2 separate regions of the Homo sapiens genome follow, and region 2 is linked to region 1. The links are chromatin loops, found by intact Hi-C in ENCODE. Cell type or tissue: GM12878. All regions are shown on one strand. Links, peaks and the distances in the headings refer to the core of each region. The heading gives the core; the rest is flanking DNA. Region 1 overlaps NIPA2 (NIPA magnesium transporter 2). Region 2 overlaps CYFIP1 (cytoplasmic FMR1 interacting protein 1).

Region 1 (8,000 bases), core at 1-8,000:
GGCTCTATGAGAGCAGGTAGGTTATGCCTTATGTGACTTTGAAGTGACCTCAGTGTCTACCTACATGCACAGGTTCTTTGTACAAGACCACATCTTCATTCCTCGTGAGTGTATTTGAAACTTTGAATTGTTCAAGAGTTCTAAATGTTTACAAAGTTGATGTTTGGTTATTTATATTGAGAAAAGAAGTGAGAAGATGTCATAATTAGTTAACTACTCAGTCCTGCAGTTATCATCAAAATGGAAACAGGGACCAATGCCCAAGTAATATCCAACCTTTTCTTTAAATTTTGATATGTCTGCAGGGAAGGAAATAAGAGTCCATGGTTAGGCTGGGCGTGGTGGCTCATGCCTGTAATCCCAGCACTTTGGGAGGCTGAGGCGGGTGGATCACCTGAGGTCAGGAGTTCGAGACCAGCCTGGCAAACATGGTGAAACCCCATCTCTACTGAAAATACAAAAATTAGCCGGGCATGGTGGCCTGGCCTATAGTCCCAGCTACTCAGGAGGATGAGGCAGCAGAATCGCTTGAACCCGGGAGGCAGAAACCTCTGCAGTGAGCCAAAATGGCACCACTGCACTCCAGCCTGGGTGACAGAGTGAGACTCCGTCTAAAAAAAAAAAAAAGCCATGGTTAAAATCAGAATTTATTAAAGGCTGGGATCTTTTGTCCATGATAGTAGACGTTCTGACTTTGAACTTCGACATTTTGGCAGGAAGGAAAGACTGGGCTTCCCCAGCTTGAAGAGTATCCAGTTTAGTGAACTTCGGCTGGTGTAGGTTGTTTCTCTAGAAATCACTGACAAGTCACAAGACCCTGCGGGGTAATCAGGATGATTGGCCCTGCCCTGACTCCTCTATCAGGGACACTCGTGGTAGCTCCCGGTGTTAAGTGGCGTTATGGTCACATTCCATCATTCTATCCTGGCTTCATTTTTAGACCTGATTGGACCTTATGAGGAGAGCTGCCTTGGCAGGAAACAGTACCACCCTTCTGTCTTCCCTGTGCCATCTCTGTGGCTAAACCTAATTCAGCAGTCAGAAAAACATGAAATGATAGCCTCTATGGGGTTCAGTGGACAGAGGAGAAACTGTCAGCATCTACTGCTTGTTCCCCTAGTCCCTGATGCTTGGTCCTAAGAGGTGCTCTCACTGTTCATGACGGGTATGCTTGTAAAGGATTCATTCACCTTGGCAAGATAATCATTAAGAAATTGTCAGAGAAATCCCGAGTCATGCAGAAACCTTTATTTAAAGGAGTAACTGAGATATTTAAAAATCTGTCATTACTAATAGTTATAATTTATACAAGAGTCTTACAGTCTTCCAAAGATGTGAAATATTTCTTCATTCACAGGTCAAGGTGGCCATGCATATCTTAAGGAATGGTTGTGGTGGGCTGGACTGCTGTCAAGTATGTATAAAGAACATTGCAAGAAAAATATGATAGCTATATATTAAAATATTTGCATATGGTATTATAGCCTCATTACTAGCAAGTTTTAAAGGTTTAAATAATCTTTTTTTTTTTTTTTTTGAGACAGAGTCTCACTCTGTCACCCAGGCTGGAGTGCAGTGGCGTGATCTTGGCTCAGTGCAACCTCCACCTCCTGGATTCAAGCGATTCTCCTGCCTCAGCCTCCCAAGTAGTTGGGATTACAGGCGTGCCACCACCACGCCCAGCTAATTTTTTGTATTTTTAGTAGAGACGGGGTTTCACTGTGTTGGTCAGGCTGGTCTCAAACTCCTGACCTCAGGTGATTCACCTGCCTTGCCCTCGCAAAGTGCTGGGATTACAGGCGTGAGCCACCGCACCCGGCCTACTTTTTTCATTTTTGTGAGTACTTAGTAGGTACTTATAGGGTACATGAGATACTTTAATAAAGGCATGCAATTCATAATAATTGCATTATGGTATCCATGGGTTATCCATCCCCTCAACAATTTATCCTTTGCAGGACAAACAATCCAGTTAGTCCTTTTTTTTGTTTTTGAGATGGAATCTTGCTCTGTCGCCAGGCTGTAATGCAGTGGCCCATCTCGGCTCACTGCAGCCTTCGCCTCCCGGGTTCAAGCGATTATCCTGCCTCATCCTCCTGAGTAGCTGAGACTACTGGTGCGCACCACTATGCCCAGCTAATTTTTGTATTTTTAGTAGAGACAGGGATTCACACGTTGGCCAGGCTGGTCTCGATCTCTTGACCTCGTGATCCGCCCACCTTGGCCTCCCAAAGTGCTGGGATTACAGGCGTGAGCCACCATGCCCAGCCGTTACTTATTTATTTATTTTTTGAGACACAGTCTTGCTCTGTTGCCAGGCTGGAGTGTAGTGGCACCATCTTGGCTCACTGCAACCTCTGCCTCCTGGGTTCAAGCGATTCTCCTGCCTCATCCTCCTGAGTAGCTGGACTACAGGTGTGCGCCACCAAGCCCAGCTAATTTTTGTATTTTTAGTAGGGAAGGGGTTTCACCATGTTGCCCAGGATGGTCTCGATCTCCTGACCTTGTGATCTGTCTGCCTCAGCCTCCCAAAGTGCTGGGATTACAGGTGTGAGCCACCGTGCCTGGCCTCTTAGTTATTTTTAAATGTACAATTAAATTATTATTGGGCCGGGCGCGGTGGCTCACACCTGTAATCCCAGCACTTTGGGAGGCCAAGGCGGGTGGATCACTTGAGGTCAAGAGTTCAAGACCAGCCTGGCCAACATGGTGAAACCCCGTCTCTACTAAAAATAGCAAAAATTAGCCGGGCGTGGTGGCAGGCGCCTGTAATCACAGCTACTCGGGAGGCTGAGGCCCGAGAATCGCTTGAAACTGGGAGGTGGAGGTTGCAGTGAGCTGATAACTGCACCACTGCACTCCAGCCTGGGTGATAGAGTGAGACTCAGTCTCAAAAAACAAAACAAAAAAAATTATTATTGACTGTAGTCACCCTGTTGTGCTATCAAATACTTGATGTTATTCACCAGGTATTCAAGTCTTTCTATTTGTCGTACCCTCATAGTGCATTTAAATGGAACGACAAGGCTTTTTTTTACCCATCTGATTAAAACATGTTTGATAGGCCTGTGCATTTTTAAAATTTCTGCTCAATTTAAGGTAATTTTGAAAGTTAAGAGGAGAATTCTGTTTTAATTTGTTGCCCCTCCATTTGTTCTCATTCCAAATTAAAAAGAGGTATGTATTTGATAAGACTTACCAAATAAAAATACAAAAAATCACCATGCCTATTTTGGTAATAACTTTTAAAAAGGCACGTGGAAAAAAATTATTCTGGGCCGGGCGTGGTGGCTCATGCCTGTAATCCCAGCACTTTGGGAGCCCGAGGTGGGTGGATCACCTGAGGTCAGGAGTGAGACCAGCCTGACCAACATGGAGAAACCTCGTCTCTAGTAAAAAAAAAAACAAAAGAATTAGCTGGGCATGGTGGTGCATGCCTGTAATCCCAGCTACTCGGGAGGCTGAGGCAGGAGAATCGCTTGGACCTGAAAGGCAGAGGTTACAGTGAGCTGAGATTGTGCCGTTGCACTCCAGCCTGGGCAACAAGAGTGAAACTGTCTCAAAAAAAAAAAAATATTCTGAAGACACTGAGCCTTGACTGACTGTTCAGTCAACAAATACTTATTGATCATGTCTTGTATGCCAGGCATTGTTCTAGGTGCTGGAGATACATCAGTGAGAGGAAAAGACTGAAAAATCTCCACCCACATGAAGCTTACATTCTAGGTGGGAGACATTAAACAAGATAAAGAAGTTATGTGTTTATGTGCCTGTGCGTGATGATAAATGGGAAGGAGAAGGAGTGAAGTCGGAAGGAGTGTTGTGAAATGGAGGATAGATAGGTTTATTAGGATGTTAGATCTGCAGCCAGGGCCAGCCTCGCTGAAAGGTATTTGGGTAGAAGATGTAAAGGAAGCGAGTGATCTGCCCATATGATATTTGGGGGAGAAACCCTTGAAGCAGGAGGAAACTGTAACTGTGAAGGCCACGAGTGGGGAGCATGCCAGGCCAATTAACGTGTGATACATAGCCCTCAGTGACTCCCCTCCTGGTATTCACACCTTTCTCTAATCCCCTTTCACAGTGAATTAGTGCAGTTCAAAACGGTGTGATCCAAGAATACCACAGAAGTGATGATGTGTGTCTTCCGAGGTGAAGCAGAGAGAGGCATTGCAGCTTTTTCCTGATTCCTTGGATTGCTCACTTTGAGAGAAGCCAGCTGCTGTGCTCTGAGGACACTCAGGCAGCCATGGAGAGCTCCCCAGGCTCTCACTGTGCCAGGACCTACTTGCCAGTCCTGTGAGTGAGCTACCTTGGCTCACCTGTTGTGTATTAAAAAATACACAACAATAGTCAGTTGGAAGGGAAAAAATGGATGAAGAGTTCTAAGGTTCTGGCATTATCCAGAAGGAAATAAAGCTAAATATTAATATTAGACTTCACAGGTTAAGCATACACGTAATTTCTAGAGTATTCAGTTAAAAAAAATAGAAGATTGTGTATAATTTCCTAATTAGTTAAAAAGCTTTCTCCAAGCTTTTTTTTTTTCTTTTTGAGAAGTCAGTCATACATAAATGGAAATTAGATAGTAGAGAGTATCCTGGATAAAAAGATATTTGAGACATTGCAGCCAAATTCCTTGATTGAATTTTAACAGTAACCATATTTAAAAGACATTTTGGGAATTAAAGAAGAAAGAGTTTAACAAGAGAAGAAAAAGGCAAATTGTAGAGTGTAAATGAAGATAATTGTAATATGTTTAACCAATAAAAGATTTACATCTGAAATATATAAAGAATTACCTTAAATCAATTAGAGAAAACAGGATAAACTTTAACAGCTACTTCCCTAAAAGATTTCATAGGGTTAATAAACAAATGAAAATGGGAAATGCAAATTGAAGGCATAACAGAATCATCCCATACTCCTAACAAAGATCAGCAGGGAGAATGTGGAGCAAAGGGAGCTCTCATACGCTGCTAAATGAAAATTGGCATAACTTTTGGAAAAAGCAGTAGCCAAGAGGGATCCTTTTGTGAGATCATGCCTCTGCCCTGTGTAGGATTCCTCAGTAGCTTTTCAATTTAGATAATTCCTTAGTGGGACTTAATTTCCCAGTGTTCTAAAATTTCTTATCTGACAGCCCATATCTAATGCCATGACACATAGTAGGATACCTTCTTTCATCACCAGCACTTTATTCTTTTCCCTCACTGTTTTTCTTCATAACACTTTTAACCTCTTGGCACATGTGCTTGGTTTGTCTGTCTTCCCTCACTAAAAGTTTTATGAGAGGCTGGGCGTGGTGGCTCACGCCTGTAATCCCAGCACTTTGGGAGGCTGAGGCGGGTGGATCACCTTAGGTCAGGAGTTCAAGACCAGCCTGACCAACATGGTGAAACCCTGTCTCTACTAAAAATACAAAAATCAGCCGGGTGTGGTGGCGGGTATGTGGGCCTGTAATCCCAGCTACTTGGGAGGCTGAGGCAGGAGAATCGCTTTAACTTGGGAGGTGGAGGTTGTAGTGAGCCAAGATCACGCACGCCATTGCAGTGCAGACTGGGCGACAGAGCGAGACTCTGTCTCAAAAAAAAAAAAAAAGTTTTATCAGAGCAATGTCTTTGTTTTGCACCCTGCTGTATATCCTGATTCTAGAACAGGACCTGGTGTATAGCATGATTTGCATTTTTAAAAAGAGCAAGCTGGGCACGGTGGCTCACGCCTATAATCCCAGCACTTTGGGAGGCTGAGGTGGGTGGATCATTTGAGGTCAGGAGTTCAAGACCAGCCTGGTCAACATGGTGAAACCCCGTCTCTACTAAAAATATAAAAATTACCTGGGCATGGTGGCGCCCGCCTGTAGTCCCAGCTACTCGGGAGGCCGAGGCAGGAGAATTGCTTGAACCCGGGAGGTGGAGGTTGCAGTGAGCTGAGATCGTGCCACTGCATTCCAGCCTGGGCGATAGAGCAAGACTCCATCTCAAAAAAAAAAAAAAAAAAAAAAGGACCAAATGAAAAGGACTTGGGGGAAGAGTACCTTTACCTTCATGTCGGCTTCTTCTCAGTGATTTTTATTTACTGTCCTGGGATATAAGTATCTATTTAAAATTTTTATTAAAATGCCTTATGTCAGCATGAGCTAGATTTCTTCCGTTAGATTTACAGATATGTGTTGTTTCTAGAATGTTTCTAATTGACTTGGACTCTTACTGTAATAGAAATTTACAGACCCATAACCCTTATTAATAAATTGGAGAGGCTGGGCGCAGTGGCTCACGCCTGTAATCCCAGCACTTTGGGAGGCCGAGGCGGGCAGATCACGAGGTCAGGAGATCAAGACCATCCTGGCTAACACGGTGAAACTCCGTCTCTACTAAAAATACAAAAAAATTAGCTGGGCATAGTGGCGAGTGCCTGCGGTCCCAGCTACTTGGGAGGCTGAGGCAGGAGAATGGCGTGAACCCGGGAGGCGGAGCTCGCAGTGAGTTGAGATCACACCACTGCACTGCAGCCTGGGCGACAGAGTGAGACTCCGTCTCAAAAAAATAAAAATAATAAATTGGAAAAATATGGAGGTTACTAAATACAGTTGAAATAATATATAGATAGTGCATAAAATGCCGGCATTTCCAAGTTGAGTACATACATTCTTACCTGAGTTTTTCTTTTGTTGTCTGTCTCTAAGTGGGAGCTGGTGAGGTGGCCAACTTCGCTGCGTATGCGTTTGCACCAGCCACTCTAGTGACTCCACTAGGAGCTCTCAGCGTGCTAGTAAGGTAAGGACACGTTTTTCATGTAGAAACAGTAGTCGGTATCTTAGTTTCTAAAATATTCAGTACCATCTAATTAAATATGTTCAACACAATTTACATTTCAACAACCTGGAGAACTTCGCTTTTTACACTACGTAGTAATTGCTTTTAAAAAGTTACTTCTGTGCATAGGCAGGCTATTGATTTGTGGGAGAAAATGCTTTGTCTTGCTTGTATTCAGAGCCAGTACTAGTTCTACTTCGATTTCAGTTTTTTAATATTCAAAGTTGGCTGGGAACAGTGGCTCATGCCTGTAATCCCAGCATTTTGGGAGGCCAAGACGGGTGGATCACCTGAGGTCAGAAGTTTGAGACCAGCCTAACATGGTAAAACCCTGTCTCTACTAAAAATACAAAAATTAGCTGGGCGTGGTGGCGGGCACCTGTAGTCCCAGCTACTCAGGAGGCTGAGACAGGAGAATGGCTTGAACGCAGGAAGAGGAGGTTGCAATGACCCGAGATAGCACCACTGCACTCCACCCTGGGCTATAGAGCGAGACTCTGTCTCAAAAAATAAATAAATAAAAAATAAGTAAAATTCAAAGTTACACTCATCCCAGTATTTATCATTCAGTGCATGTGCACTTTGGTAGGGTCTGGTTGGTAATGAGTAGATTTCTTTTTCTTTTTTTTTTTTTTTTTTTTGAGGCGGAGTCTTGCTCTGTCGCCCACGCTGGAGTGCAGTGGCACGATCTCGGCTCCCTGCAAGCTCCACCTCCCGGGTTCACACCATTCTCCTGCCACAGCCTCCCGAGTAGCTGGGACTACAGGCACCCGCCACCACACCTGGCTAATGTTTTGTATTTTTAGTAGAGATGTGGTTTCACCATGTTAGCCAGGATGGTCTCGATGTCCTGACCTCGTGATCCACCCGCCTTGGCCTCCCAAAGTGTTGGGATTACAGGCGTGAGCCACTGTGCCCGGCCAATGAGTAGATTTGCATGCCTGGCCTGGAGTGCTTGTTTTGAATGAGTGATCTGAGATTTGTCCCATTTCTGCTTTGTAATGATTAGCCCAAACAACTAAGCCCATATTGATGTCTGGATCTTGGTTACTATTCCCAAAGTAGATTGACTGATTTTTATCTGTTTTTTTTTCCCCAAAAAACTATATGTAAAACAGGGTTATGGTATAAGTCATTGCCCTTTACCCTTAATTTTCTTTGTAGTATTTTGTTACTGTATTTATT
Region 2 (17,116 bases), core at 5,951-13,950, 120 kb after region 1:
TCTTAAAAAGCACCTTTCAGTTGAGTTGTTATAAAAGGGATATCATCTATATATAGTCACCTGACCTATTCATACTGTGCCCACTGCTATTACGAGACGCATGCACGCTGCCAGGCGGTGCTCCTGAAGCACCATGTTGACGTGTGCGTGCTATTCCACCCAACCAACAAACCAGGCTACATGTCCTGTCTCCTGCTGCTCAGAACCAATGCCATTTGCAGACACTTGGCTGTCATGACCTCTGAGGAACATTCTTACACATGAATACCTGGGCAACACATGCTCCAGCACAGGGCTCGGCAAGCATTTTCTAAACAGGGCCAGTAGTGGACAAGTGTCCTGTGGCACACAAGAGAACATCCTCATTCTTAGGAAATAGACACTGATGTGTCTAGAGGTAAAGGGCCTCAAGTGGAGAGAGAAGTGTTTGAATTGTGTTCTTTGTCCTATTTTTATTTTTGCAATGTTTTGTATAAGTTTGAAGTTATTTAAAATGAGTAAGAAAGGCCAGACGCGGTGGCTCACACCTGTAATCTCAGCACTTTGGGAGGCAGAGGCGGGCGATCACCTGAGGTCAGCCTGACCAATATGGAGAAACCCCGTCCCTACTAAAAATACAGAATTAGATGGGCGTGGTGGCAGATGCCTGTAGTCCCAGCTACTCAAGAGGCTGAGGCAGGAGAATCGCTTCAATCCAGGAGGTGGAGGTTGCAGTGAGCCAAGACTGTGCCATTGCACTCCAGCCTGGGCAACAAGAGCAAAACTCTGTTTCAAAAATAACATAACATAACATAACATAACATAACATAACATAACATAACATAACATAACATAACATAAGAAAGAATGAAATATCCCCCTGAAAACTTTTTGTGAACATAAGGGAAAGGAATGGGAAATGTCTCAAACAGACTTGCCCCGACTCTTCAAGCGGAAGTGTGTTTTGGTCGCCCCTCACTCCTATGGCCCCGGGCAGGCTGGACGCTGGCACGTATCGCAGGCTGAACCCATCTCACCAGCCAGAGCACGGCCACAACATGCCCGCGTCTGCCTAGAGGAAGGTTTTGCCCAGAGTCACGCACTCCTGGGCAGAAAGCTTTTAACCCCCAGTTGTGAGAGATGCCTGGACACCATGCCTTCATGAGGACGGCTTGTAGAAAGGACCTTCCAGGCCCAGTCAGCCCCGGGAATAAACATCAGTGTTATAATCAGAATGCTTCAGATCATTGCAAAAGAGCTGGGTTTTGTTTTTTGTGGATGGGCCAAACTAATTTATTATGAGACAGAAACTATGGATTCACATGTTTTTATATAAATTAAGGTATTGTTGACAAATAAAAATTGTATATATTTACTGCATACAATCAGAGGTTTACATATATGTGTACCTTGTGGAATGGTTAAATCGAGCTATTACGCATATGTATCACTTCACATACTTTTTTTTTTTTTTTCCCTTTCTGGAGCAAGAGCAGCTACTTTCCCAGCCAGATGATGAGCTTAAAATATGTGAACCCTACCCCACCCCCATGCAGAGTGAGTCCACTCCTCCTCACCACACACACACACACACACACACACACACACACACACACAACTGGCGGCCCCACCAGCAGACTCCGCAACCTCATCACTCACACACACACACACACACACACACACACACACACACACACACACACACACACACCCGGCAGCCCTGCCAGCAGACTCCGCAGCCTGGAAGGCAGGAAGCAGCCTCCAGCCCCAGCAAGAAGGCAGGTCTTGGCCTTTGGCTGACCTCGGCCACGGTGCCCCAGGCCAGCAGGGCAGTTTCCCCTGCCCGGCAGCTCCCCGGGGAGTCGGGAACCAAGTGCAGCCGGCGAAGATGCCACGGGCACCTGAGACACAGGGCTCCATGTTCCCTCTGGGAAAAAGGGACCCCACCCTGTCCTCAATCACCTTCAACACCAGCACATCTCAGCCGCTTGCACTTCGTGAAGCCTTGGGCTGTCTGAGCTCATTCAACCCCTTCTTTAGAGACGGCGAAATTGAGGGCCAGAGAAAGTGATTTGTCCAAATTCACAGAGCCGAGAAACGGCAGGAGATGGATGCCAACCCCAGCCCCGTCTGCCTGCCCAGATGGGTTATTTGCAGCGACCCTCATTCTACTCTCTGCTTCTATGAGCTCAAATTTTCTAGATTCCACATAGAAATCAGGTCATGCAGTATCTGTCTTTCTGGGCCTGGCTTATTTTACTAAGCGTAATGTCTTCCAGGTTTATCCTTGTCACAAATGACAGGATTTCCTTCTTTTTAAAGGCTGAATAGTATTCCATTGTGTGTGTGTGTGTGTGTGTGTGTGTGTGTGTGTACACATATATTAATAAACATATCAACATACAGGTAACCAAAAAGTGCTAGATTTTACGTAAAAATACTCTAAACTTAAAATTACTTAAAAACATCCTAAATTACTGTCTGGGTGTGGTGGCTCACGCCTATAGTCCCAACACTTTGAGAGGCCAAGGCAGGCGGATCACCTGAGGTCAGGAGTTCGAGACCAGCCCAGCCAACGTGGTGAAACCTCGTCTCTACTAAAAATACAAAAATTAGCCAGGTGTGGTGGCGTACGCCTGTAATCCCAGCTACTTGGGAGGCTGAGGCAGGAGAATTGCTTGAACCTGGAAGGCAGAGGTTGTGGTGAGCTGAGATGGTGTCACTGTACCATTTCTATGTTTACGTAAACTTGGATACACAAATACTCTTAACCACAGTGTTCACTGCAGTAACACACTGCACAGGCGTGTGGCCTGGGAGCAACAGGCTCTAGCGTGGAGCCTAGGCGTGCAGCAGGCAGTACCATCTGGGTGTGTGTAAGTGCCCTTTATGATGCCCACACAATGACAAAAGTGCCTAACAATGCATTTCTCAGAACATATCCCTGTTGGTAAGTGATGCATGACTGTGATTCCTTGGAATGACAGAAGCAAATACTAGAGCACCTGTATTTTTATCTAACAGGGATAACGAATTAGGCTTCCCTAGTAGCGGACACACCAGGCCCCAGCCCCTTCCCGCTGCCCTGGTGTCCCCAGAGCAGCAGGAGTCCATGGCTCTGAGAGTTCAGGGGCGCCCCATCAACAAGGGCTTGGCCCAGGGGATCAAAGGCGATAATGAAGAGCCCACGTTTTAACAAAACAAACTGTTATGGGCTGAACTGTGTGCTCTCAAAATTCGTGTGTTGAAGCCTTAACCCCCAGGACCTCAGAATGCTTCCGTTCTTTACAGAGATAATTAAGTTAAAATGAATCCATCAGGGTGGGCCCTCATCCAATAGGACTGGGTCCTTATAAGACAAGGAGATTAGGTCGGGTGCAGTGGATCACACCTGTAATCCCAACACTTTGGGAGGCCGAGGCGGGTGGATCACCTGAGGTCAGGAGTTCGAGACCAGCCTGACCAACATGGAGAAACCCCGTCTCTACTAAAAAAAAAAATACAAAATTAGCCAGGCGTGGTGGCGTGGGCCTGTAATCCCAGCTACACACTGAAATCCCAGCTACTCAGAAGGCTGAGGCAGGAGAATCGCTCGAACCCGGGAGGCAGAGGTTGCGGTGGGCCCAGATCACGCCACTGCACTCCAGCCTGGGCAACAAAAGCAAAACTCCGTCTCAAAAAAAAAAAAAAAAGACAAGATTAGGACACAGATGCACACAGAGAGAAGACCACGCAAGGACGCAGGGAGAGGACGGCCATCTGCAAGCCAAGGAGACAGGCCACAGAGGGAACCAACCTGCCCACACTGTGATCTTGGATGTCCAGCCTCCAGAACTGTGAGCAAATACTATGTCTGTGGTGAGGCCACCCAGTCGCTGGTACTGTGTTTTGGCAGCCTTAGCAGATAAATACACAAAAGCTTAGGAGGGGTTTGTTCCTGCCGGGGATGAAGAAGGACCTGAGTTGTGGCCAACAACAGGCTGCAGAAAGGCAATGCCATCCTGAAGATTTCTCAACTAAGAGTCTGCACCCATGACAGCCCACCGAGACCCTCGCTCCAAGTTTGTGGAGAAAGGGAACCCGCTTGGCAGCATGTGGAAAGACCCCACGATGAGCAGCAGACACAGCAACGCTGCCTCCTACATCTCGACAGCATCTGTGTAAGACTCGCTAGCATCTGGTGCACACACTGTATGAGACAGCAACAGCCAGAACAGACAGCTTTACGTTGATGAACACACAGACGGTGGCGCATGTTCAGAGATGCCGAGGGGACGCCGCAGTTCCCAAAATCACCTCTGCCTTTTTTTTTTTCTGCAGGGGAGCCAATAAAAAAAGCTGATAAAAGATGAAAAGAGAATACTTAATAAGTAAGCATAATTTATTTAAACTTTTCCAAGCAACCTGAGGTACCTGAATACCTGAAGCACTGGCTCTAGCATCGGTTGGGACACGGGACAAGGAGGCAGTGCTCTCCTATCGCCCCTTCCCAGGAGCTGCTGGCAGCAACAGGTTATGGACTACAATGGGCAGGTCACCCACCACCTGTTTATAAATCTTGGAGAGTCTTCCTCAAAAGTGACAATGGCCTGGACGGGGCCCGACTAAGCCCTGCTGGCTGAGGGGCTCAGGACAGGTGACTTCAGAGCACGCTCCCAGATCTCACTAAATGAAATCACAAAGTTCCTGAAGCACAGAGTTCCAATCGCACTTTCCACCATGTAGTCTTGGCTAAGTCTACAGGAGTGCGGCCGACATATGTGAAGAGGAAGAACTCGGGGCACCTGAACCTTTCCTGCTCACAGTGTGTGGGAAGACATGTGCCGGCCTGTGTCTTCACACACACTTCCAGGGCCCGGCCCCACCACAGCCCGCAGCTACAACATAGCACCCCACCACAGCCCGCAGCTACAACACAGCACATCTGCCCTCCACCTGGGCCTGGGATAGAATCAGGGCAACCAAGAGCTCCAGAGGCTTCTCAGGTGCCCATCACAGGTCACAGTCAATTCCATGTGACCAGTGAGGTCAGCCTGAAATGTGTGACTGAAATACAAGAAGGCCGGGCATGGTGGCTCCTGTAATCCCAGCACTTTGGGAGGTTGAGGTGGGAGGATCACTTGAGCCCAGGAGTTCATGACCAGCCTGGGCTACACAGTGAGACCCCATCTCAAAAAGAAAAGAAGTCAGCACTCTGGGAGGCTGACACAGGCAGATCACTTGAGGTCAGGAGTTTGAGAACAGCCTGACCAATATGGTGAAACCCCGTCTCTACTAAAAACACAAAAATTAGCCAGGCGTGGTGGCACACGCCTGTAATCCCAGCTACTCAAGAGGCTGAGGCAGGAGAATCGCTTGAACCAGGGAGGTGGAGGTTGCAGTGAGCCAAGATAGCGCCACTGCACTCCAGCTTGGGCGACACAGCGAGACTCCATCTCAAAAAATAAATAAATAAATAAAAATAAAACGCAAATTATTTAAATACAAAATAAAAATCAATCCCTGTGATGGTTGCTTTTATGTGTCAACTTGGCCAGGCCATGGTACCCAGTTTTTGGTCCAACTCCAATCTAAACATTGCTATGAAAGTACTTTTTAGATGAGATTAACATCTATACCAGTAGACTCTGAATGAAACAAATTACCCTCCATAATTTGGGTGGGCCTCATCCAACCAGTGCAGGCCTTGAAAGAAAAAAGACTGACCTCTCCTAAGAAAGAGGGAATCTTGCCTTCAGGCTGCCTTCAACATCAGCTTTTCCCCGGGTCTTTAGCCTATGGGCCTGCCTTGCAAACGCTGGACTTGCCAGCCTCTACAATTGTGAGTCAGATCCTTAAAATAAATCTCTCTAGACGCACATCCACACGTATCCTGCTGCTTCTGTTTCTCTGGAGAACCCTGACTAATACATCACCTCTACCACCTCCACACCCTGTCATCACGACAAACAAGAAAACACAACTTGTGCATATGAAAACCTTATCCCTGTGGTCTCCTTGACAGGAACAAGGCTACCTCTCAAGAGTCAGTGAAGTTTTTGTTCATATGCACAAGTCTACTCAATTTAACACATACAGTTATTCAATGATCTCTGGGGGCAGCTGGCCCCACTGAGCCATGAGTCCAGGTGGTGTTAAGGCTCACTGGTTTCGTGGAGACTGGTCCTTCTAGGAACAGCTTGAGAAGTTGAGCTTTGGACAGGGATTCAAATGTAATGCAGAACTTCACCACTTCAGCTGTGGGGCTATGTGGTTCTTCAGAGCAAGCACATCTCCTTCTGTGAGTATCTTCAAGGACAAATCAACACTCATCCCCACTGTCCTGGCCAGGAAAACATGACTGCAAGGAGTGACCACACAGGCTCTGAGCATCAAATTTTGGCTATGGAATCAGGTTTCAAGATGAAACCCACTGCTTTCAGAGTGTTTTGGGCTTTTTTCCCCCTCCCCTGTGATGCAAATGTGAATGTGAAGGGGAAAGCAAAGAACAGGGCATGACAAGGTCACAGCGGCTATCACTGTACATCTGTCTTATTCCCATCTAAAAAACCTGGGAGCCACAGTTCAACAGACATCACCTCTGCCCCCATGGAGGGCCAAGCCACAGCCCACGGCATGGGCTGTGCGTGAAGGAAATGCAGTCGTAATAAAGTTGGAGGGGGAGCGACCAGGAAAACAAATGCCCAGTGAGCTTGTGCTGAATAGCACAGATGCACATCAGGCTTAAACCAACACGATGGTGAAAAACACATCCCTAATTTCTTGAGACCATGTTCTAAGAGGCTTTTAACACAAAAAAATTCATACAAATGCAAATCTTGTCCCTGGAATGCTCTGAAATCCTTCTATTAGATAACCCTCCTATTAGAAATCAGGCCGGAGCTGCTGTGGCCATCAGCTCTCTGGATATAAGACATAAAGAGAACAAATAACAAAATGACAGATGTAAATCCCACTACATACATATTTGCATTAAATGTAAATGAACAAGATACTCAAATCAAAAGGCAGAGATTTACAGAGTAAACAGAAAACATGAACCAACTATATGCTATCCACTAGAAACAAATTTTAAATATAAAAATACAAGTACGGTGAAACTAAAAGAACGCAAAAGGACATACCATGCAAAGAGTAACCAAAAGAGAGGGAAGTGGCAATACTAACATTAGACAAGTATTAGACAAAACAGACCTGCGGACAAAAATTACTACAAACATTATGATAAAAAGGTAGTCCCTCTGTGCCTCATAACACATGAAACTCTGGATGACATGATTTTATATGTAGTAAATCCCAAAGATTCCATAATAATTATTAGTTAGAGCTAATAAACGAATTCAGGGAAGTTGCAGGATACAAAAGCAACATGTAAAAATCAGTTGCATTTCTATATTTTAGCAATGAACAATCCCAAAAGGAAATTAATTCCATGTACAACAGCATCCAAAAGATGAAGAATGTAGTGTAAATGAATTTTACTTATTCAAGATATTAGTCTCAAAATGGCTAAATACAAGTTTCAATTTAAAAAAATATAATCAAGGAGGTGAAAGACTTACACACTAAAAAATATAAAACACTGCTGAAAGAAATTAAATACAAACAAATGGAAAGACATCTTTGTTAATGGATTGGAAGACATAATATTGTTAAGATGACAATACAATCCAAAGCCTTCTAAAGACTCAATGCAATCCCTTTGAAAATTCCAACAGCACTTTGTTTTTGCAAAAATAACCCATTTTAAAATTCATAGGAATCTCCAAGGACCCAGAATAGCCAAAGCAATCTTGAAAAAGATGAACAAAGTTGGAGACTTCACTCCTTTTTATTTCAAAACTTACCATAAAGCTACAGTAATTGAAACAGTGTGGCACTGGCATAAAGAAAGGCATACTGGCCAATTAAACAGAACAAAGAACCCAGACATAAACCTTCACATATGTGGCCAAACAATTTTCAACAATGATGTCAAGATCATTCAATGGAAAAAGAATAGTCTTTTCAACAAATTGTGTTAGGAAAACTGAATATCCACACATACATGAATTATGTTGGACCATTACCTTATATAATATACAGAAAAGTTAATTTGGCCTGGCGTGGTGGCTCACTCCTGTAATCCCAGCACTTTGGGAGGCCGAGTCGGGCAGATCACAAGGTCAAGAGATCGAGACCATCCTGGCTAACACGGTGAAATCCCGTCTCTACTAAAAATACAAAAAATTAGCTGGGTGTGGTGGCGGGGGCCTGTAATCCCAGCTCCTAGAGAGGCTGAGGCAGGAGAATCGCTTGAACCCGGGAGGCGGAGCTTGCAGTGAGCCGAGATTGCGCCACCGCACTCCAGCCTGGGCGACAGAGCAAGGATCTGTCTCGAAAAAAAACCAAACACACACACAAAAAAGAAAAGTTAATTCAAAACAGATCAACGCCTAAACATCGGATCTAAAACTATAAAACTCTTAGAAGAAAACAGGAGAAATGCTTCATGACATCAGATTTGGCAATGATTTCTTGGATATGACACCAAAAACACTGGCAACAACAGAATTAATAGACCAGGTGCTGTTGCTCACATCTGTAATCCCAACACTTTGTGAGGATGAGGTGGGAGGATCACTTGAGCTCAAGAGTTCAAGACTAGCCTGGGCAACACAGCTAGACCTTGTCTCTACTAAAAAATAAAATAAGGCTGGGCGTGATGGCTCATGCCTGTAATCCCAGCACTTTGGGAGGCCAAGGCAGGCAGATCGCTTGAGGTCAGGAGTTCCAGACCAGCCTGACCACCATGCAGAAACCCTATCTCTGCTAAAAATACAAAATTAGCCAGGCGTGGTAGTGGGCGCCTGTAATCCCAGCTTGAGTAGCTTGAGGCTGAGGCAGGAGAACTGCTTGAACACGGGAGGCAGAGGTTGCGGTGAGCCAAGATTGCGCCATTGCACTCTAGCCTGAGCAACAAGACCAAAACTCTGTCTCAAAAAAAAAAAGAAAAAAGAAAAAGAAAAGAAATAAAATAAAAAGTAGCTGCACGTGGTGGCTCACACCTGTAGTCCCAGACACTCAGGAGGCTGAAGTGGGAGGATCGCTTGAGCCCAGGATATCAAAGCTGCAGTGAGCCATGACTGCACCACTGAACTCCAGCCTGGGTAACAGCCTAGGTAACTCATCTCAAAAAATAAATAAACAATAGATAGTACCCAAAGCAATCTACAAATTCAATGCAATCTACAGGTTCAATGCAATCTACAGATTCAAAGCAATCTACAGATTCAATGCAATCTACAGATTCAATGCAGTCTCTATCAAAATACCTACCATATTCTTCATGCAAATAGAAAAAGAAATCCTAAAATTTGTGTGGAACCACAAAAGACTTGGAATAGCAAAAGCTATCCTGAGCAAAAGAACAAGGCTGGAGGCATCACACTACCTGACTTCAGAATATACTACAGAGGCTGGGCATGGTGGCTCCCGCCTGTAATCCCAGCACTTTGGGAGGCTGAGGTGGGCGGATCACCTGAGGGCAGGAGTTCGAGACCAGCCTGGCCAACATGGTGAAACACCGTCTCTGCTAAAAACAAAAAAATTAGCTGGGTGTGGTGGCGCACGCCTGTAATCCCCAGCTACTCAGGAGGCTGAGGCAGGAGAATCGCTTGAACCCGGGAGGCGGAGGTTGCAGTGATCCAAGATTGCGCCATTGCACTCCAGCCTGGGTGACAGAGTGAGACTCCGTCTCAAAAACAAAACAAAACAAAAAAAACTACAGAGATATAGTAACCCAAACAGCACACTATTGTCATAAACACAGACACATAAACCAATGGAACAGAATAGAGCCTGGAAATAAATGCATGCATTTGCAGCCAACTGATTTTTAACAAAGGTGCCAAGAACACACAATGAGAAAAGGATAGGTTCTTCAATAAACGGTGTTGAGAAAACTAGATACACACATACAGAAAAATAATATCAGACCTTGGCTTCTCAACATAGACAAAAATCAACCCGAAATGAATTAAAGACTTAAATGTGGCCAGGTGCGGTGGCTTAGCCTATAATCCCTGCGAAGCCCAGGCAGGGGGATCACCTGAGCTCAGGAGTTTGAGACCAGTCTGAGCAACATGGTGAAACCTTATTTCTACAAAAAAACACAAAAATTAGGCGGTGGCTCACACCTGTAATCCCAACACTTTGGGAGGCTGAGGCAGGAGGATCACTTGAGGTAAGGAGTTTGAGACTAGCCTGGCCAACATGGTGAAACCCTGCCTCCACTAAAAATACAAAAATTAGCCGGGCATGGTGGTGCACACCTGTAATCCCAGCTACTCAGGAGGCTGAGACAGGAGAATCGTTTGAACCTGGGAGACAGAGGTTGCAGTGAGCCAAGATCGCGCCACTGCTCTCCAACCTGGGCGACAGAGTGAGACTCCGTCTCAAAAAAACAAAACAACAACCAACCAAAATTTAGCCAGGCATGATGGTGCACACCTGTAGTGCCAGGTACTGGAGAGGCTGAGGTGGGAGAATTGCTTAAGCCCAAAAGGGCAAGGCTGCAGTAAGCCATGATTGCCCCACTGCATTCCAGCCTGGGTGACAGAACGAGACCTTGTCAAAAAAAAAAAAAAAAAAAAAAAAGGGAGAAGAAACTCCCTAACCATTAGCAGTTATTCTCACTTTTTCTACCCGTTCTTCACTGATCCTCTCTCCCCTGCTTTCTGGCCCCAGGCAATCACCTGTCTACTCTCTGTCTCTGTATATTTGCCTATTCTGGACTTTCCCCCTTGTATCTAACTGTAAATGTGTATCCTTTGACCAACATCTTCCTCTCTCCCCTTCCGCCAGCCACCCCAGCCTCTGGTAACCACCATTCTGCTCTGTTCTTCTGTGGCATCAGCGTTTTCAGATTCCACATGTGAGTGAGATCGTGCAGTACTTGTCTTTCTGTGCCTGGCTTATTTTGAGGAAATAAAGCCTCAAAAGCAAAGGCCACAAAAGAAAAAATAGACAAATGGGATTACATCAAACTAAAAATGTTCTGCACAGCAAAGGAATCAATCAACAAAGTGACAATCTACAGAATGCAGGAAAATATCTGCAAACCATATAACTAATAAGGGATTAATAATGAAAATATACAAAGAATTCAAACAACTCAATTGTAAAAGATCTGAATGGATATTTCTCAAAAGAAGGTGTACAAGTGGCCAACAGGTGTATGAAAAAATGCTCAACATCGCTAATCATCAGGGAATCCAAATCAAAACCACAATGAGCTATCACCTCACACCTGTCAGACTGGCTCTTGTCAAAAAGGCAAAAGATAACAAGTGTTGTCCAGGGTGTGGAGAAAGGGAAACCCTTGTACACTGTTGGTGGAGATGTAAATCAGTATAGCCATTGTAGAAAACAGTGCCGGGGGTTCCTCAAAATATTAAAAATAGAACTACCATATGACCCAGCAACACCACTGTTGGGTATATATCTAAAAGAAATGAAATCCGTATGTCCAAGAGATCGCTGTACCCCATGTTTATTGCAGCACCTTTCACAACAGCCAAGACATGGAATCAACCTAACTGTCCATCAACAGATGAGCAAGGCCGGGCCTGGTGGCTCACATCTGTAATCCTAGCACTTTCAGGAGGAAAGGAGGATTGCTCCAGCCCAGAAGTTCAAGACCAGCCTGGGCAACATAGTGATACCCCATCTCCATTTAAAAAATAATTAAAATTAAAAAAACAAAAACAGGCCGGACACGATGGCTCATGCCTATAATCCCAGTACTGGGAGGCCGAGGCAGATGAATCACTTGAGGCCAGGAGTTCGAGACCAGCCTGGCCAACACGGTGAAACCCCTTCCTCTACTAAAAATGCAAAAAAATTAGTCAGGCTTGGTGGCACCTCCTGTAATCCCAGGTACTTGGGAAGCTGAGGCATGAGAATCACTGGAACCCAGGAGGCGGAGGTTGCAGTAAGCTGAGATCACACCACTGCACTCCAGCCTGGGTGACAGAGTGAGACCCTGTCTCAAAACAAACAAACAAAAACTGGATTATGGTGATGGTTGTTGCACAGCTCCAGAAATCTTCTAAAAATTATTGTATAGTTGTCCCTGAAACAACACGTGTTTGAACCATGCGGGTCCACTTATTTGCAGACTTTTTCCAGTAAAAGTTACACGGTGTATGCCTGCCTCTCTAGCCCCTCCTTCCACCTCCCTCCACTTCTGCCTTTGCCACCCCCAAGACAGCAAAACCAACCCATCCACTTCCTCCTCCTTGGCCTGCTCACTGTGAGCTTTTTGAGGATGGAGACCTTTCTGATGATCCACTTCCACGTGATGAGTAGTCAGTTTATTTCCTCTTCCTCATGATTTTCTTAACAACATTTTCTTTTCTCTAGCTTACTTTATTATGAGAACACAGTATGTAATACATATAACTTACAAAATCTCTGTTAATCAACTGTTTATGTTATCAGTAAGGTTTCTGGTCAATAGCAGGCTATTCGTAGTTTTAACTTTTGGGAAGTCACGTAGTTTTAACTTTTGAGAAGTCAAAAGTTATACTTGTCCAGCCTGGCCAACATGGTGAAATCCCATCTCTACTAAAAATATAAAATTAGCCAGGCATGGTGGCGGGTGCCTGTAATCTCAGCTACTCAGGAGGCCGAGGCAGGAGAATCGCTTGAACCCGGGAGGCAGAGCTTGCAGTGAGCCGAGACAGAGCGAGACTCCGTCTCAAAAAAAAAAAAAAAAAAAAAAAAGGTTAAAGGCCAGGCTCGGTGGCTAACGCCTGTAATCCCAGCACTCTGGGAGGCAGAGGCAGAGGCGGGCAGATCACCTGAGGTCAGGAGGTCGAGATCAGCCTGACCAACACAGTGAAACCCCCTCTCTACTAAAAATACAAAATTAGTGGGAGTGGTGGCGCATGCCTGTAATCCAAGCTACTTGGGAGGCTGAGGCAGGAGAATGGCTTAAACCCAGGAGGCAGAGGTTGCAGTGTGCCAAGATCGTGCCATTGCACTCTATCCTGGGCAATAAGAGCGAAACTCCATCTCAAAAAAAGTTACACTCGGATTTTCAACTGCACAGGGGGTTGGAATCCCTAACCCCCTCGTTCACAGGCCAGCCAAACGTATACTTAAAAGTAGGTGAATTTTATAAAGTAGGTATATTATACCTCAATAAACAAAATTTTTGTTTAAAATTTTTGTTTTTAAAGCATGCTAATATTTTTAAATTGGAATTGGGTTAAATTTATAGATCAATATGAAGAGAACTGATGTCTTTACTATGTTGAGTGTTCCAACCACTGACCATGGTATGTTCCCCCATTTACTTAAATGATCTTTGATTTCTCTCATCTTCAGCATACAGATCCTGTAAGTCTTATTCAATGTATACCTAAGTATTTGATTCCTTTGAAGCAAACGAAATGTTGTGTTTTTAAATTTAATTTTCTTTTTTTTTTTTTGAGACGGAGTCTCGCTCTGTTGCCCAGGCTGGACTGCAGTGGCGCGATCTCGGCTCACCACAACCTCCGCCTCCCGGGTTCAGGCGATTCTCCTGCTTCAGCCTCCTGAGTAGCTGGGACTACAGGCGCACGCCACCATGCCCAACTAATTTTTGTATTTTTAGTAGAGACAGGGTTTCACTATGTTGGCCAGGCTGGTCTCGAACTCCTGCCCTTGTGATCCGCCCGCCTCGGCCTCCCAAAGTGCTGGGATTACAGGCGTGAGCAACCACGCCCAGCCAAATTTAACTTTCTAATTGTACATTGCTAGTACAGTAGTCCCCACTTACCTGTAGTTTCATTATCTGCAATTTCTGTTTCCCCAGTTATAGCTGCCTACAGTCAACTGCCCTCCAAAAATAGGTGAGTGCATACAAAAAGATATTTTGAAAGAGAGAACACATTTATATAACTTTTATTCAGTATATAATTATTCTATATTATGAACAGTTATTGTTGGTAATCTCTTACTGCGCCTAATTTGTAAATTAAGCTTTATCATAGGCATAGATGTATAGGGAAAAAAACCACAGTACACGGAGGGTTCTGTCTTATCTCAGGTTTCAGGCTTCCATTGGAACGTATCGTCCATGGATAACAAGGACTGTTGTAAACAGAAATAAGGTCAGCTTGTATAGTGTTGACTTTGCATGTATCTCCCCATGGATAAGGGGCACTGCTGTATGCAGAAATAAGGTCGCCAGGCCGGGCCCGGTGGCTCACGCCTATAATCCTAGCACTTTGGGAGGCCGAGGCAGGCGGATCACCTGAGGTTGGGAGTTCCAGACCAGCCTGACCAACACGGAGAAACCCCATCTCTACTAAAAACACAAAATTAGCCAGACATGGTGGCACATGCCTGTAATCCCAGCTACTCGGGAGGCTGAGGCAGGAGAATCGCTTGAACCCGGGAGGCAGAGGTTGCGGTGGGCCGAGATCGCACCATTGCACTCTAGCCTGGGCAACAAGAATGAAACTCTGTCTCAAAAAAAAAAAAGAAAAATAAGGTCGCCTTCTGTGTGTTGACTTTGTATCTTGTGACCTTGCTAACCTCATTAATTAGTTCTAGTAGCTTTTTCATAGATTCCCTGGATTTTCTATGTAGATAATCATGTTGTCAGCAAATAGGGACAATTTTCCCTTTCCAATTTGTATGCCTTTTCTTTCTTTGTCTGATACTATTGCACTGGCTAAAATAAGGTTTTTAAATTATGTCAGTGTAATTAATCCATGCTTTATCAATGGCCTCTAAGGGTTGGCTAAATTTTAATAGGAAAAACAATGAGAATAGCTTGGACATGTTAGTTAAAACTTCACACTATAAAATATGTTTTGGGTGGGCGCGGTGGTTCACGCCTGTAATCCCAGCACGTTGGGAGGCCGAGGTGGGTGGATCACCTGAGGTCAGGAGTTTGAGACCAGCCTGGCCAACATGGCAAAACCCTGTCTCTACTAAAAATACAAAAATTAGCTGGGTGTGGTGGCAGGCGCCTGTAATCCCAGCTACTCGGAAGGCTGGGGCAGGAGAATTGCTTGAACCCAGGAGGTGGAAGTTGCAGTGAGCCGAGATCACACCATTGCACTCCAGCCTGGGCAACAAGAGCAAAACCCTGTCTCACAAAAAATAAAATAAAATAACATAACATAAAAGAAAAGAAAACAAAGGAGGGAGGGAGATGTTAGCTATTATTTAAACCCAAAGTCACCTTTAGCATTATAAACTTGAGTATGTGCACAAAGATACAGACACAAGCATTGACTGTAGTGGTGAAAAACAGTAAATAACTATAATGTCAATCAACAGGAGGCTGATAAAATTATGAAACATCCACACTACAGAATACTATAGTGATTTGGCCGGGCACAGTGGCTCATGCCTGTAATACCAGCACTTTGGGAGGCTGAGGCGGGCAGATCACTTGAGGTCAGGAGTTCAAGACCAGCCTGGGCAACATGGCAAAACCCCGTCTCTACTAAAAAGACAAAAATTAGCCGGGTGTGGTGGTGCGTGCCTGTAATCCCAGCTACTCAGGGGGCTGAGGTGGGAGAACCACCTGAACCCAGGAGGCATAGGTTGTGGCGAGCCGAGTTTGCGTCACTGCACTCCAGTCTGGGCCACAGAGTTAAGACTCTGTCACAAAAAAAAAAAAAAAAAAAAAAAAAAAAAAGGAATACTATACGGTTATTTAAAAGATTGAGGGAAATCTGTGTGTACAGACTATATATATCAACATGTAAAGATTGCTAAGATCTTTAAGTAACCAAACATCATTAAGTGAAAAATGTATGACGATAATATATGCAATATGATCTCACTATGTTATTTAAAAAATTACTTATGCACAGAAAAGACTATTATACTACTTAGAAGTACCGAGGGAATTTCACTTTTAGTATACACGGTTCTATGCTGTTTAATGTTTTTAATGAACTATAGTTTTGTAATTTTTCTCATCACTTTATCATTTTAGTCTCTCTCTCAGGCTGTATCCGAGAGCCACACTTTTCAGACCCTTGTATCTTTACTCTTCAGGGACAAACCAGAGCATAGCTGAATCTCCAACGCCTTATGCTAAGCGAAACAAGCCAGACTCCAAGCCCACATGTGACATTCTGGAATGGGCAAAGCAGGAGGACTGAGGAACAGACAGGCGGCTGCAAGAGCGGGGAGGAGAGAGGCTGCCTTCCTGAGTATCCTGACTGCGGTGGAAGTCACTACAGTCCATGCACCTGCTACAGCTCACTGAACTGAACACCAAAAAGTGAATCTTACTAAAAGTTTAAAATAAATTTAAACACACACACAAACTTAGGGGGTACATTTTCTTTGAGCGCAGCACAGACACCTGTCTTAACGCAGGAAACGTCCTCCGCCACGACTCCAGGGCGCCTCGGTCGCAGTGAGGGCACCGGCACTATATCCCTACTGGCCCTACGAGTGCACACCTGCTACGGCCCGCGCCCACTCACAGCGTGACTCGTTCTTCCAGGCTCCGTGCCTGCAGATCTAGACATCACTTGGAAAACCGCTGGCCACCCGCAGGGAAAAGGCAGCATGCGTGGGGCCCCCGCGGGTCCCGGCCTGGCCGGGACTCTGCCGCCAAGCTGTCAAGCATAGCAATGTGCGCACTGCACCAGGCATCACCGCGGCTCCGACCACGCCTCATTCCGGAGTCCGACGGACGACTGCAAGAAACACCACCGCTCCCGGCGCAGCCACGGTGCCCTCCGCCGCCAGAAAACAAACGCTCCCGAGCCTCAGTCCCCAGCGGCGACCACGCGGCGCTGGGCTCAATCAGCAGCCGCTCCCTGACTGGACTTAATAGCGGAGCTGACACCGTCCAGACGCCCCTCTCAGCTTAAAACACGTTCCATCAACCCCGTTTCCCGATTATTCTTGCACCCTTCTTGTCACACCCACAATGTGCTGCAAATTAAGCTCACGCATTTCAGCCTTAAAATACACAATTCAGATGCTTGTGCGAAACAGTGCTGCCTCCGTAACGATCGCGCCTCCTTAACAAAGCCCAAAACTCCTCTCTCCAAGAATGCCCGGAATGGCTCCGCGGACCAGGCTCCCTCCGCTCCTCACAGGGGCACGAAACAAAAACGGGTTCAGA

The links. Hi-C counts contacts between places; a loop is a spot of excess contacts. Peaks named below come from ENCODE experiments on the same cell type or tissue, not always from the same donor. Only the 100,000 strongest peaks of a DNase experiment are listed, where the experiment ranks them.
Region 2: it touches region 1 in a loop (2.6-fold over the local background); 4 of 110 quality-filtered maps call a loop at or near these places.

Annotation. Positions count from the first base shown.
Region 1 is chr15:22,851,855-22,859,854 of GRCh38, forward strand. NIPA2 (NIPA magnesium transporter 2) reads left to right here. Exons shown (of 8, transcript NM_030922.7): 4 at 1-16; 5 at 1,358-1,414; 6 at 6,686-6,776. Among named protein-coding and RNA genes, the nearest start is that of NIPA2, 17 kb to the left of the region's middle. In GM12878, for the core only: no CTCF peak of the experiment used is centred there; no DNase peak of the experiment used is centred there.
Region 2 is chr15:22,962,719-22,979,834 of GRCh38, forward strand. All of the region lies in intron 1 of CYFIP1 (cytoplasmic FMR1 interacting protein 1), which reads right to left. Among named protein-coding and RNA genes, the nearest start is that of CYFIP1, 9.1 kb to the right of the region's middle. RefSeq lists a silencer at 4,302-4,468 and enhancers at 4,320-4,819, 13,848-14,347, 14,348-14,849, 15,979-16,946, 16,947-17,116. In GM12878, for the core only: no CTCF peak of the experiment used is centred there; a DNase peak (open chromatin) is centred at 10,833; H3K27ac peaks cover 266 bases.